Regions from separate parts of the Homo sapiens genome. Here region 2 is linked to region 1. Evidence: read pairs that join two places in POLR2A ChIA-PET (ENCODE). Cell type or tissue: IMR-90. All regions are shown on one strand. Links, peaks and the distances in the headings refer to the core of each region. The heading gives the core; the rest is flanking DNA.

What was found. Peaks named below come from ENCODE experiments on the same cell type or tissue, not always from the same donor. Only the 100,000 strongest peaks of a DNase experiment are listed, where the experiment ranks them.
Region 2: POLR2A ChIA-PET joins it to region 1 with 6 read pairs; 2 of 35 experiments call an interaction of 5 or more read pairs at or near these places.

What each region holds. Positions count from the first base shown.
Region 1 is chr14:85,868,145-85,874,346 of GRCh38, reverse strand. No RefSeq gene overlaps it. Among named protein-coding and RNA genes, the nearest start is that of LINC02328, 63 kb to the left of the region's middle. In IMR-90, for the core only: no CTCF peak of the experiment used is centred there; no DNase peak of the experiment used is centred there.
Region 2 is chr14:86,001,264-86,007,465 of GRCh38, reverse strand. All of the region lies in intron 1 of LINC02328 (long intergenic non-protein coding RNA 2328), which reads right to left. It overlaps LINC02316 (long intergenic non-protein coding RNA 2316), which reads left to right. Exons shown (of 5, transcript NR_184189.1): 5 at 286-573. Among named protein-coding and RNA genes, the nearest start is that of LINC02316, 59 kb to the left of the region's middle. In IMR-90, for the core only: no CTCF peak of the experiment used is centred there; a DNase peak (open chromatin) is centred at 3,245.

The DNA.
Region 1 (6,202 bases), core at 615-5,614:
AAATCAATGAACATTCATTCTAGATTTCAATAATTTTACTAAAGAGAATAATGTTTGCTTTTGTTATTTGACAAGGGAGGTGGCATCGTAAATACTTCATTATGTTGCATTTTCTCATCAGTCTCTTTCTCATCCCAGCAGATGCAAACTGTGCACTTACAGTCAGTAGCAGAATAAAAAATCTGGGCTTTTGGTACTGATTTGGTATGACCTTCTTCTTTCTCATTTTGAAACCTCTTACTGCTGCCAGAGAAACCAACAACACTCTTTGCACTATGTTACACTCAAGGTAGCTGAAAAACTTCATCAATAAGTATCCTGAGGTTTAAGCCAACCAATAAAATTAAAGAAAAGAAAGTCATTACAGTAGGATGTGTGATTTAGGGCCAACATGAAAAGCAACGAAGAGAACTCTGTATGTCACTAATGGAAACTTGGCCAGTTCCTACCTACTAATAAATAATGTGCTGTTAAGCTGAGAGCTAAATATTTGGGTGAGGATTTGGAGATTCCAGAAATCCTGAAACTAATTAAGACATAAATATGAGGATCCTGAAAAGTTCAAGGATAGATTAGGGGGAATGAATGCACCAGCAAGATGACCTCACTCTCCAGCAAACAGGCTCAGGTGAGGTAGGACATTGAAATGGAACTGGGTCCCTGGAGGACATGAAGGAAGCTGAAACAGAGTGTGTGGGATCTAAGAAGGAAAAATTTGTATTTTTGTGTACTTTTGGTTTTCGATCCTTATACTGATCTACTTGTATCAAGAGGAATAGAATAAGTCAAGTTGATATGAGAAAAAAGAAAAGTGATTTTCAAGGGCTTTGGAGGGGGTGGGGGTACACAATGGTGCAATCGTTTCTGGCCACTCCTGAGCCAGCAAATGAGAAAAGAATCCTCAGGAGTGTTAATAGCGCCTGGAGTGCTGTGTGTGGAGGATGAGTGGGCTCAAGCTCAGAGATTTGCTTTTGTGTTTCATCTGAAACCAATCAGTAAGCGAAAAAGCAGAAAGCTCTTTTGGCATCTATTCCACCATTGACACTGGGAGAAGGAAAGAGGATTTATACATAGAGACCCCCATTAACACTAATGAAAAGTAGGCGGGTAAATCCCATGTGTACGAGGAGCAAACACTGTCCTTTGTGTGGGGGTAATTAAGAGCTAAAGAGAGCTTACAGTTGCTCACCACTGCACACATGCTCCTGGTGAAAGCTCCTTCACAGCAGTGTTGCAGTGGCTTTCTTTAGTTTCAATGGTTGCAGCCTAACAGTTGTTAACCATCTCTCGCCCTCGTTCCCCCATAAAGGAGTGAAAGGGAACGATGTATTGGAAATGACAGTATTTGACACTATTGGCAAAGGGGCTTTCAAGGAAAACGTACAAGCAAAGAAAGGAGACATTCAAAACGAACCTAAATTTAAGCAGAAGAGAATAATAAGTGGCTCAAGGGAAATAACCCTATACTCATAACATCCTTGCCAGCACCCAATCCTTTGGAACTGTGGCAGGAAGAGGAGCCATGTGTAAACCAAGAATATGGAATACTAGCAAGCACCACGTCTAAGGTCCAAAGCCATAAATATGGCAAGAAGATGCTCCAGTGATGGCAGGAATGGAGAAGAAAAGGTGAGAGCTAGGACATCATTCCATTTTTACTCTGCAGACCAACCCTGGAAATGTAGTTCTACATTCATTCTGAGTTCCAGAAGTATCTGAAGGCAGTAAAAAAAAAAATTATCTTTTCCTAGGGCAATGTTCAAGTCTCAAGACCAACTGTTGAACTTAACAGGTTGGACCCATATGAACAAAGAACAAAATGAAATTTTACATGTATGAAATGCCTGTGAAGTCTTTTATTTATTGATTTTTCTGATGAAACATAGGGAACCCTAGTGGATGTACAGGCTAGAAAGACATATTTAATTCAGCACAAGCTCAATAAGTATTCAGAGTATTTTTGTGTTTGATTACTCCAGGTCCTTGCACATATCCTATTGTATGTACGATATGATCTCAGCCTAATGATTGATTGAAGAAATACATGAGATTGAAAGATAAGTTGATTCACAATCGAACTGCCTCCTTATCTTGAGAGGAATCATCTGTTTTGCTTTTCATAGTTTTGATCTAGAGTGTAATTTCCATTCTAAACAACAAAATTTTAGAGAAACATTGATAAACAATGGTCCAGGAAAGTGAGATGTCTATGAAGAGTATTATATAAAAATCCACTTGAATGAATTGAAGAGAATGTTTCTAGAGTAGCTAATACTCAAGACCAAAAAAAAGCAGCTTTTGCATAGTGAAAGGTTATCATGAAGAATGGAAACTTTTTTTGTGGATGAGGCACCTTCATTATTAGCAGTTATTAACAGTTTCAGCTGCTTGAACAGAAAGACTCAATATAACAGAGTATGAACTAAGCAGCTCAGAGCTGATATGGCAGCTGCATGTTATTTGGGATCAAGGACCTTTCTGTTTGTTCTCTAACACTTCTCAAAATGTCTCCATCTCCTGGTCCCAAATGGCTACTCCCATTTCCACTGTCACTTCTACACTCTAGCCAGCAGAAGGGAAGAAAAAAAAGGGAAAGAAAATATACTCCTTATCTTTAAGTGCAGGATCTAAAAGTTTCAAGCGCTTCCTTTCACATCCATTGGTCAAAACTTACTTACATGGCCCTGATTAGCTGCAGGGGATAATATGAAATGTAGATTTTAGCCTCCACTTCTATGGAAAATAGGAGACTCAATAATAGCAAAAAAAAAAAAGTGGCTATTTATTTTACTGTCACATATATAGCACATACATCATTAGCTAGAAGTTTGTGAATGATTTCAGGTAGGTAACTTAACATCTCTATCTCAACTAATTTTAAGAAGGGATTTCTAGCAATTAGATATATAAACTATAATATTGATATATATGTGTTACATGTAAAATGTGTATTATATTCATAATGCTCATAACAGCATTATTCATAATAGCTAAAATGTGGAAACAAATCAAATGCCCAACTGATTATCACACAACTGATGAATGGTAAATAAAATGTGGTATATTTATAAAATAAAGTATTATATGGCAATAAAAAGGAATGAAGTACTGACACATACTAAAACATGATGAAATTTGAAAAACATGCTAAAGAAGCCAGCTACAAAAGATCATATATTTTATGATTTCCTTTATATGTACTGTCCAGAGAGTAGGCAAATCTACAAACACATAAAGTACATTAGTGTTTGCTTTAGGTTGTAGAGGACTTGGTGACAAACTGAATAAGAGTGTTCTCAAATGGATTCTGCTTGTAACAGTTGTGCAACTCTGTGAATATACTAAAAAGTACTGAATTGTCCATTTTTAAATGGATAGATGTAATGATAGTTGAATTAGATTTCAATAAAGCTGTTTTTAAAAAGTTAAAAAATGCTAATATTCTATAGCAAAGATCTCATGTAGGTTACATCTGACTCCAGTATGCAGCCCAAAAAGAAAATATAAAGGTTTTTAATGAATAAACTTACATATGTGAACCACCCGTTTTTAGGAAATATGAGAGATTTGTCCTAAACGTGAAAAATCTGATTTCACTTGTCACATGTTAACACCTGCACTAAAGGTGTGTGTGTGTGCATGTGTGTGTGTGTATGAGTGGGAGGAAGGATATATGCAGAAACATGTACTATGTCCAGCTTCCCTTTTCTCTAGCCACTCAATAACACTTAATATTTTTGAGTGCATATACCAAGAACTATACTAAAAATATCAAATACATTATCTCACTTAATCTTTATAGAAATCTCATGAAACTACAAATCTGAAGACTAAAAAACGTATGCATCTAGCATGAAGTTACTTAGGTAGTAGGTTAGATAGCTGGGGTTTGAACTCAGATTCACCGAGTTCAAACGTTGATCAACTTGCAATATCACATGCAACTTCTATTATGCAAGGTGTGCAGTGAGAGTTCAAGAAAGTCCCTTGGTGCATATTACCAATTTGAAAATATGGAATGATGTTGGAAATGTGTGAAGATGATTGATTCATTGAGCTCTTTCATTGGCCCAAAGACTTTCTTCATTTAATTTTGTGTGTGTGTAAGAGAGAGACAGGGTCTCACTCTTTTGCTCAGACTGGAGTGCAGTGGCATGATCACAGCTCACTGCAGCCTCCATCTCTCCAGTCTCAGGTGATTCTTCCACCTCAAACTCCTGAGTAGCTGAGACTACAGGCTCATGCCATCACACTCAGCTAATTGTGTTTTTGTTGTTGTTTGTTTGATTTTGTAGAGACAGGGTGTTGTTATGTCACCCAGGCTGGTCTGGAACTCCTGGGCTCAAGCCATCTGCCCACTTTGACCCCCCACAGAGCTGGGATAACAGGTGTGAGCACTGTACCTGGCCACTTCATTTAATTTTTAGTTGATAAACTTATTTTTTAGGGCAGTGTTAGGTTCACAGCAAAATTGAACAGTAAGTACAGAAGATTTCCACATACTTCACCTCCCTAAAACACTCAGCCATCCCTATAGTCAACTAGAGTGCTACATTTGTTATAGTTGTTAAACTAATGTGGACACATCATTATCACCCAAACTCCATAGTTGACATTACTGTTCATTCTTTGTGTTACATATTCTGTGTGTATTGAAAAATGTGTAATGACATGAATCTACCATTATATTATCATGCAAAATAGTTTCACTGCCCTGAACAATCGTCTGTGGTCTCCCAATTTATCCTTTCTCTACTCCCCAAATCCTGGCAACCATGGATTCTTTTAGTTTTGCTTTTTCCAGAATGGGATAGTTGAAATTAAACAGTATACAGCCTTTTCAGATTTACTACTTTCCCTTAGTAATATGCATTTAGGGATCCTCTTGTATTTTTGAGGCAGGGTAGATTATTTTTTAGTACTGAATAATACTCCATTATATAGATATACCACGGTTTATCCATTTCCCTGTTGATGGACATCTTCACTGATTCCATATTTTGACATTATAAAGAAAGTTACTATAAACACACAAGTTCATTTTTTTGTGAGGATATTCATTTTTAACTGATTTGGGTAAATACCAAGGAACATGATTGCTGGATTATATGGTAAGAATATGTTTAGTTTTGTAAAAACCTGCCTCTCAAGAGGTGGTACCATCTTGTACTCTCACTAGCAATGAATGAGTATTCTTGTACACCCATCCTCACAAGGATTTAGTGTCACTGTCTTGGATTTTTGCCATTCTAATAGGTGTTTTTGAGTCCTTATTATTGTTTTAATTTGAAATTTCTTGATGATGTATGATATTGGGCATCCTTTCTCATGCGTATTTGCCATCTGTATTCATGAATATGTATTCATTGATGAGCTGTTTGTTCAGATCTTTTGCTCATGTTTTGGTTGAGTTGTTGGTTTTCTCCAAGGATTTTTTTTTTAATGTTTAAACTAGAAGCATGAGCTGTTAGACTCTCCTTTAACCCAGAGATGTTATAGATAAGACACTAGCCTTGAAAATACTAATTATCTATTTTTTAAAGAATTAGAACAATTGAGATAGGGATTGCCTTGCATATATGGATTGACAAGATGGTAACTAGAGGCTATAATTTACTTTTCTTTGGGATGCCATCCCAGACTTAATAGAATAGCAGATTTTAAGGCAGACCTAATTATCATAGACCTACCTATTCAAAATAACTTGGTCATAAGGAATTTACTGAATTTAAGCTGTGACCATCAAGAAAATATAGTATCCTGGAATTTCAATAGTAGTCAGGATCATTTTCTAGACTCAAGATGTTAAGGGATCAGCAAACACCGCTTTTCCTGGGCCACAGAAACTTTATTGAAAAGCCTGTGAAATTATCTTCTCTACTCCAAAGATATCGTCTAGGTCTTGTCTTTCTACTCCTGTCCTGAACATTCAGTTTAAAGCAGTCCATTTTACTCTATTTGGATTTTATTAAAAGGCTTTGGAATACCTCAGCAACGCTGACCTAGAAACTCTTCATAGTGTTCTGCCGTTTGTAATCGTTTCTAGTCTACGCTCTGTGATGCCGTGGAAGTTCAGCTCTGAATCAAGCTCAGCCTAAAGTTCTAGAACATGGTACCACTTTTGGTTCCACCAGCCTCCATTTCCCGATTGAGAATAGGACAATGAGAATCGGAGTCAGGGACAACACTATGTTATTAACTT
Region 2 (6,202 bases), core at 378-5,377, 130 kb before region 1:
CTTAGGGCAAAATGAATATTGGATATCCTGGTAATGGAAGCTCTCCCTAAGGGTATTTTGGTTTTCTTTCAGAGTAGGTTAAATGCCATGATTAATACTCTGAGTAAGTATCACCTGCTATGTTATCAAAAGACATGAACAACTTGACATAGAAAGATGATAATTCACATTTGCCACAAACTAAATGCAGTTTTAGCCCTTTTCCAAGGCTAGGGTACATCAAATGCTGCCTGAAGTTTGACTCAATAGACAAATTGTCCCTTTCTTCTTTTCCTCCCTGCTCAGATTGTTATCTGGGAGAGAATCATTTGCAAGAAAAGAATAACTTATCAGAAAGGAGAAACTGCACAGAAGATCCAAAGGCTCAACTGTTCCCATGTGTACTGGGCTTCTGACTCATTCTGGTTCTCAGGAAAGAGAGGCAAACCTCTGTTTCACAGCAATTTTCAGAGGGATTTGGGGGCTCTCGGGCTGCTATGAGCCAGTGGCTGCTGTGTGCATGCAGGAGGAGGTCATCTTGCAGAGGAGTAGAGATGTTAGCTTTGCAGGGAAATAAAGAAAGATAAAGAAGGAGTTAGTCTGCCTTGTGTATGTCATTTATCCCTTCCTTAGATTGGCAAACAATTTTCTTTCAAGTAAAGGGAAATAATACATTTCAACATTGTCAAACATATTTATCAACATAATTATATGCAATCTGAGTCTTTCATAATGATTTTCCTTTCTCCAGGCATTGGCAAACATAGATAATCAATGTTACCCAGTGACTACAAATAGTTTTCTCAAAAGGCTGTCTTCCCTTTTCAACAGACAGATTGTCAAACTACCAAACAGTAATGCTCAGTGTAGCAAAAATATCACTTAATTGACTAATTGCAGATTAACACTTCCTAGGCATCAGTAATGTTAGAAAGCTTTAATGGCTGTAGTAGTTTATTTTCCTTAAAGACAAAGAATAGCCCAGGATCCATTAAAGAAGTCACTTGCTTATATAACACCACTTAGCAGATATTTTCTCTTTCTTCATGCAAACTTGGGATTCTTAGTACCAAGCAGATGTCTTGGGGACAAAGGCAGTAATGTGAAATATTATTACATTTCTTCAAAGCAAAACAGAAGGAAACTTGAGGAATAAGAATATGCACATTTATAGTAAAATAATTAAGAAATGAGTAGAAGGGTGATGATTTACAAAAGTATAAAATAAGTATTAAGATTCCAGTAATTCATAAATAATGAAGATAATATAGGGAGTCTGGCTAGAGTACAGACCATTTAAAAGTTCCTGGTTTCTTTCAAGATTAAATAACTTCTCAGAAATCAGTATGCAGTTCTGATGCTTTTCCCCCATACCACAATACACCCACCACTTCATTATTTATAGAGACCTAGGTCGTATGACTGAAGATGACTCTGTTCCCAGAGCTGAAACTTCTGGGGATGACTGATCAATTCCATTATTTCTAATACTCTAAACCACATACTCTAACCTAGCATTAGTTTGATCCCAGACTCCAGGGGTTCCTAGGGTTCTTTTGAAAGAAGGGTAGAGTGGCTGGTGGAGAAAGCTTGATTTCCATCCAATGGGAACATTTTTATTTATATTATTAAAATCTACACATTAAACTTATGAAATTGAAGGTGACGTCAAACTAAGGTGAGCTGATAAATCTTGAGGGAAAAGCGTACATTGTCAGAGATTTTACTCTTATAATGCAAAGCTCTTTAGTGCTTAAGAGCATTAGTGTTGTCATAAGAAAACCTTGGTCATGGCTTTGACATTTACCAGCTGTATGACCTCAAACAAGTTATTTAATTTTTGTCTCAGTTTCTTCTTCTGCAAATGGGAATAATAATTCACAGGACATTTTGTGATGATTACATAAAGCGATGATCACAATGCCTGCCATACTTCACATATTCAAAAATAGTAACTATAATAATATTTTAATAATAATAATGATGATGATTTTTAAGGACTTTAAGGAATTATACAGGAATGTTTCTCCCTATACGACTAGCTCAGTATGATTCTTGGGGCAGTAATTAGAAGATCATTTTAGCTGGAAACTACATGATCTTCTGCTTCTGACAACGTTTTTCTCATCACTGCTTTGCTTTACATTTCTAACTCTGCCTTCATTAGGTACTTGCCTACTGAAGACGCTATTTCTTAAATAACAGATGAACTTGAAGAATAATGATCAACCTTATTTAATAATTTACTCAGTTTTCTCCTCAATTTTGCTTCCACCTAAATTCATGGCCCTCATTTCCCCACGATACATTTAATTGTAAAGGTTTCTCCAACCTCTGTTGGACTGCACGATCACAATCCAATAAATGGAAAATAAATTTAATCAGTCAACAAGTGACCTTTACTGTATGTCCCAGCCACTGTTCTAAGGACTGAGGAAGGCTCAGTGACAAGACAAGACAAGCTTTCCCTCTCTGACGTCCCTCATGAAGAATGATTGCGATTTTCAAAGGGAGCTTCTTTATAGTTGTCAACTGTAGTCAAGTATGCTTTGAATGAAGATTTTAGATTCACTTTTCATTATTTCCTCTCTGGTGCAACATGTATTTACCTTCAGAAGATTTTTAATGATAGCCTTTTCCAGAAGATCCTTGTTAATATTTCTCCAAAGATGGAGTTTACACATAGAAGTACATGCTTAGACCCACCCAAGAACCAATAAAGTAAAACAAGAAAAAAAAAACTATGCAGAATCACAACCATTAAAATGTTCACCTAAAACCAGACTTAACTGAAAAGGTATATTTTCTACCATATGGATAATGGAATTTTGCACAAAAGTGCAAAGTTTACTGCTGGGGAGTAAAGGTAAAGAGTCTAAGGGAAAGATTCAGGAGGTATAAAGCCCTTCCTTAGGAAACTTAAAGGAAGTGCTTGAGAACCAATGATTTAATAAAATCAAGCATATCAGCACATTCAAAAGAATAAAGTTAAATGAAATGAGAAAGAGAAGAAGGTCTATGTCAAATACCGTATTCATTTATATGGTAACTGAGAAATTTATCTCCATTGAGAAATTTAATGTCCTGAAAATCAGGCGCTCTCACTATTCTAATTTTCTTAATATTAATTTAGTTTGGTCAAAAATTTAGGTCAAAAAAACTTGTCAAAAGAATTTACAATCAGACGATGAGGATTTTTTAGTTAGCCTCAAAGCAAAGAATGCTGTCTTTGACTGTGCAAACTGCGTGGGAAGGTAGTCATGGATTGAGTCACAGCTGAACCTTGGACATTCAGTGGGCATTGTGACACAACTGGATACTAAAATGATTACATAAAGGAGGTGGAAAATACAGCAATGGCCCATGAAGAAAAGGGAAACAGAAAACACTTTATTTTTGAAAATCTGTTAGCATGTTATTTGCAGCAAAAATTATCACCCACTGATTATTTTAGTATAATGAGGATGCTAAGGTTGAAGTTATCAAGATCAATAAATACAGATTGAAAAAATAATTATATTCTCCCAATTTTGCCCAGTATCTTCAGTCAAGCAAGTAATAGGGAAAAAAGAAGAAATACCAAATATTTTCTTATATTCTTCTTATCTGACCTGTTTTAAAATTAAGGTGAAATAGATCTCTAGCCATAGGATCTTTAGAACTAAATGAGCTTAAGTGCCACAGCTATGTCATATTATCTTGAAGGGAAAGGTAATTATTTTTGTGACAGGCCCATTTCTTATTATCACTAATAATCTAAAATTATATATTTTGTCATGTAATTATTATCTACCATAAACAGCCAGTAGTGTGTTAAACTGATACTGGGAACTCCTTGTTATGCTCCAACTCCAAGGGCAAATAGTCTTGAATTACATTCATACTGTTTATTTTATTCATTATTCAATTGTTTGTTCAATGTTCCAAAATGAAAGATCTCACAGAACTTCTAAAAAAAGCACTGCCTTTCAAGAAATTATGCAATAGGTATTTGAGCCAATCATGTCTGTATTATTTGATGCATACTGACTTTACCTGGGTATTTTTTACACTCTCTAAGCATAGATTACTCGTTAGTAAAATGATGATAAACATAGTATGAATGTCACACAACTGTTGCAACGACATCACACAATTGTTGCAAAAATTATTGAATAAAAAGTACTTAGCAAAAAAGCTCAGCCAATGTTAAGTTTCATGAATCAATTTGATCCCAGTAAAAACCCAGCACACTATGTGTATATGCGTGTGTGTATGAATGTGTGTGTGTGTGTGTGTGTGTATGTGATGTGTAAACTAACAAGGTGATGTAAGGAAATTTAAAGGACCTAGATTAACCAAGATTATTTTGAAGAAGAGCAAAGTTGAAAGATCTATACTACCACACAGTGATTTAGTATAACACTAAATAGTAAATAACTAAATAGTAAAACACTAAATAGTAAATAAATTATGGTATTGGCTCAAGATACAGAAATAAACAAAAGAAGACAATAGAGTCTAGAAATAGATGCCCACACATATTGTCACCTGATTAATAACAAAGATGTCACTACAATTCAGTTGTGGAAAAGATGGCCTTTTATACAAATGATGCTAGGATAATTTGAAAAAGTGAATCTTGAGGCCCTAACTCTCATCATACACAAAAATATTCAAGATTAATCATAGATTTAAATGTAACAAAATAATAACATTTCTAAGAGAAGACATAGCACAATATCTTCATGACATTGGAGTAAACAGCTTGCAACTAACCCTAAAAGGAAAAAAATAATAATAATTGGATTTTATTAAAATTAAGAATTTCTTCTCATCAGAAGATCATTAAGAAAGCAAGAAGATAATTCAAAGACTGAGAAAAATACACTTCCAATGTATGTATCTAATAAATGACTTATATCCAGAATAAATAAAGAAATTCCACCATAAAAAAGTAAAAACAAATTCAATTAAAACTAGGCAAAAACGCGAATGGCACTTCAAAATACAGGATATCCAAATGGCTTTTGAGCATAACATATTTATTCAACAGAAGAGAACAAATTAAAACCTCAGCCTGTACCTTTCCTACCACCAAAATGGCTAGTACTAACAAGTCTAATGGTACCAAGCAGCAAGGACATGAAGCTACCGGAGTTCTATTACATCGTTGGTTGAAGTGCGAATTGATACAGGCAGACTGAAAAAATATTTGGAATTATCTACTAAAGCTAACTAAATGTATGCCTACCATATGATTCATCAATACCGCTCTTAGGTACAGAGCCAAGAAAAGAATGTGTTAATATCCGTAAGTAAATAAAAATATCCAAAACAGTTTTTTTCAAGTAATGGCAATTTTGTATAAGAACGTCCTTTTTTGCACCACTGCACTCCAGCCTGGGCAACAGAGCGAGACTCCGCCTCAAAAAAAAACAAAAAAGGTCCTTTTTTAAAATAAATCCAAATACTGAAAACAATCAAATATCCATTGACAATAGCATCTATGTAATTCATTGTATGTTCATAAAATATAATATGAAACAATAATAAAAATTATAAAATACTGGCCAGGCATGGTGGCTCACGCCTGTAATCCCAGCACTTTGGGAGGCCGAGGCGGGCGGATCCTGAGGTCAGGAGATTGAGACCATCCTGGCTAACACCGTGAAAGCCCGTCTCTACAAAAAATACAAAAAGTTAGCTGGGCGTGGTGGCGGACTCCTGTAGTCTCAGCTACTCGGGAAGCTGAGGCAGGAGAATGGTGTGAACCCGGGAGGCAGAGCTTGCAGTGAGCCGAGATTGTGCCACTGCACTTCAGCCTGGGAGACAGAGCGAGATTCCATCTCAAAAAAAAAAAAAAAAAAAAAAATATATATATATATATATATATATATATATATATATATATACACACACACACACACACACTCTACTGATGTACACAGAGTAGATACTATGTTGAGTAAAAGAAGCTGGGCAAAAAAGTACCTATTGTGTGATTCCATTATACGAGGTTCAAGAAGAGGTGAAACTAACAGAGGCTATAGGGAGGATGAGCTCTTGAGATGAAAGTGGTACATGTGCCATGCTGGAAATTTTCAATACTTTTATCTCAGTGGTGGTTGTCAGAGACATATATTTGTACAATGTATACGTATTTAACATTATATATCCTATTATTTAATTGTATATGTGCCCTACCTCAATAAAAAGTTTTTTAAATGAGTTATTATATAGC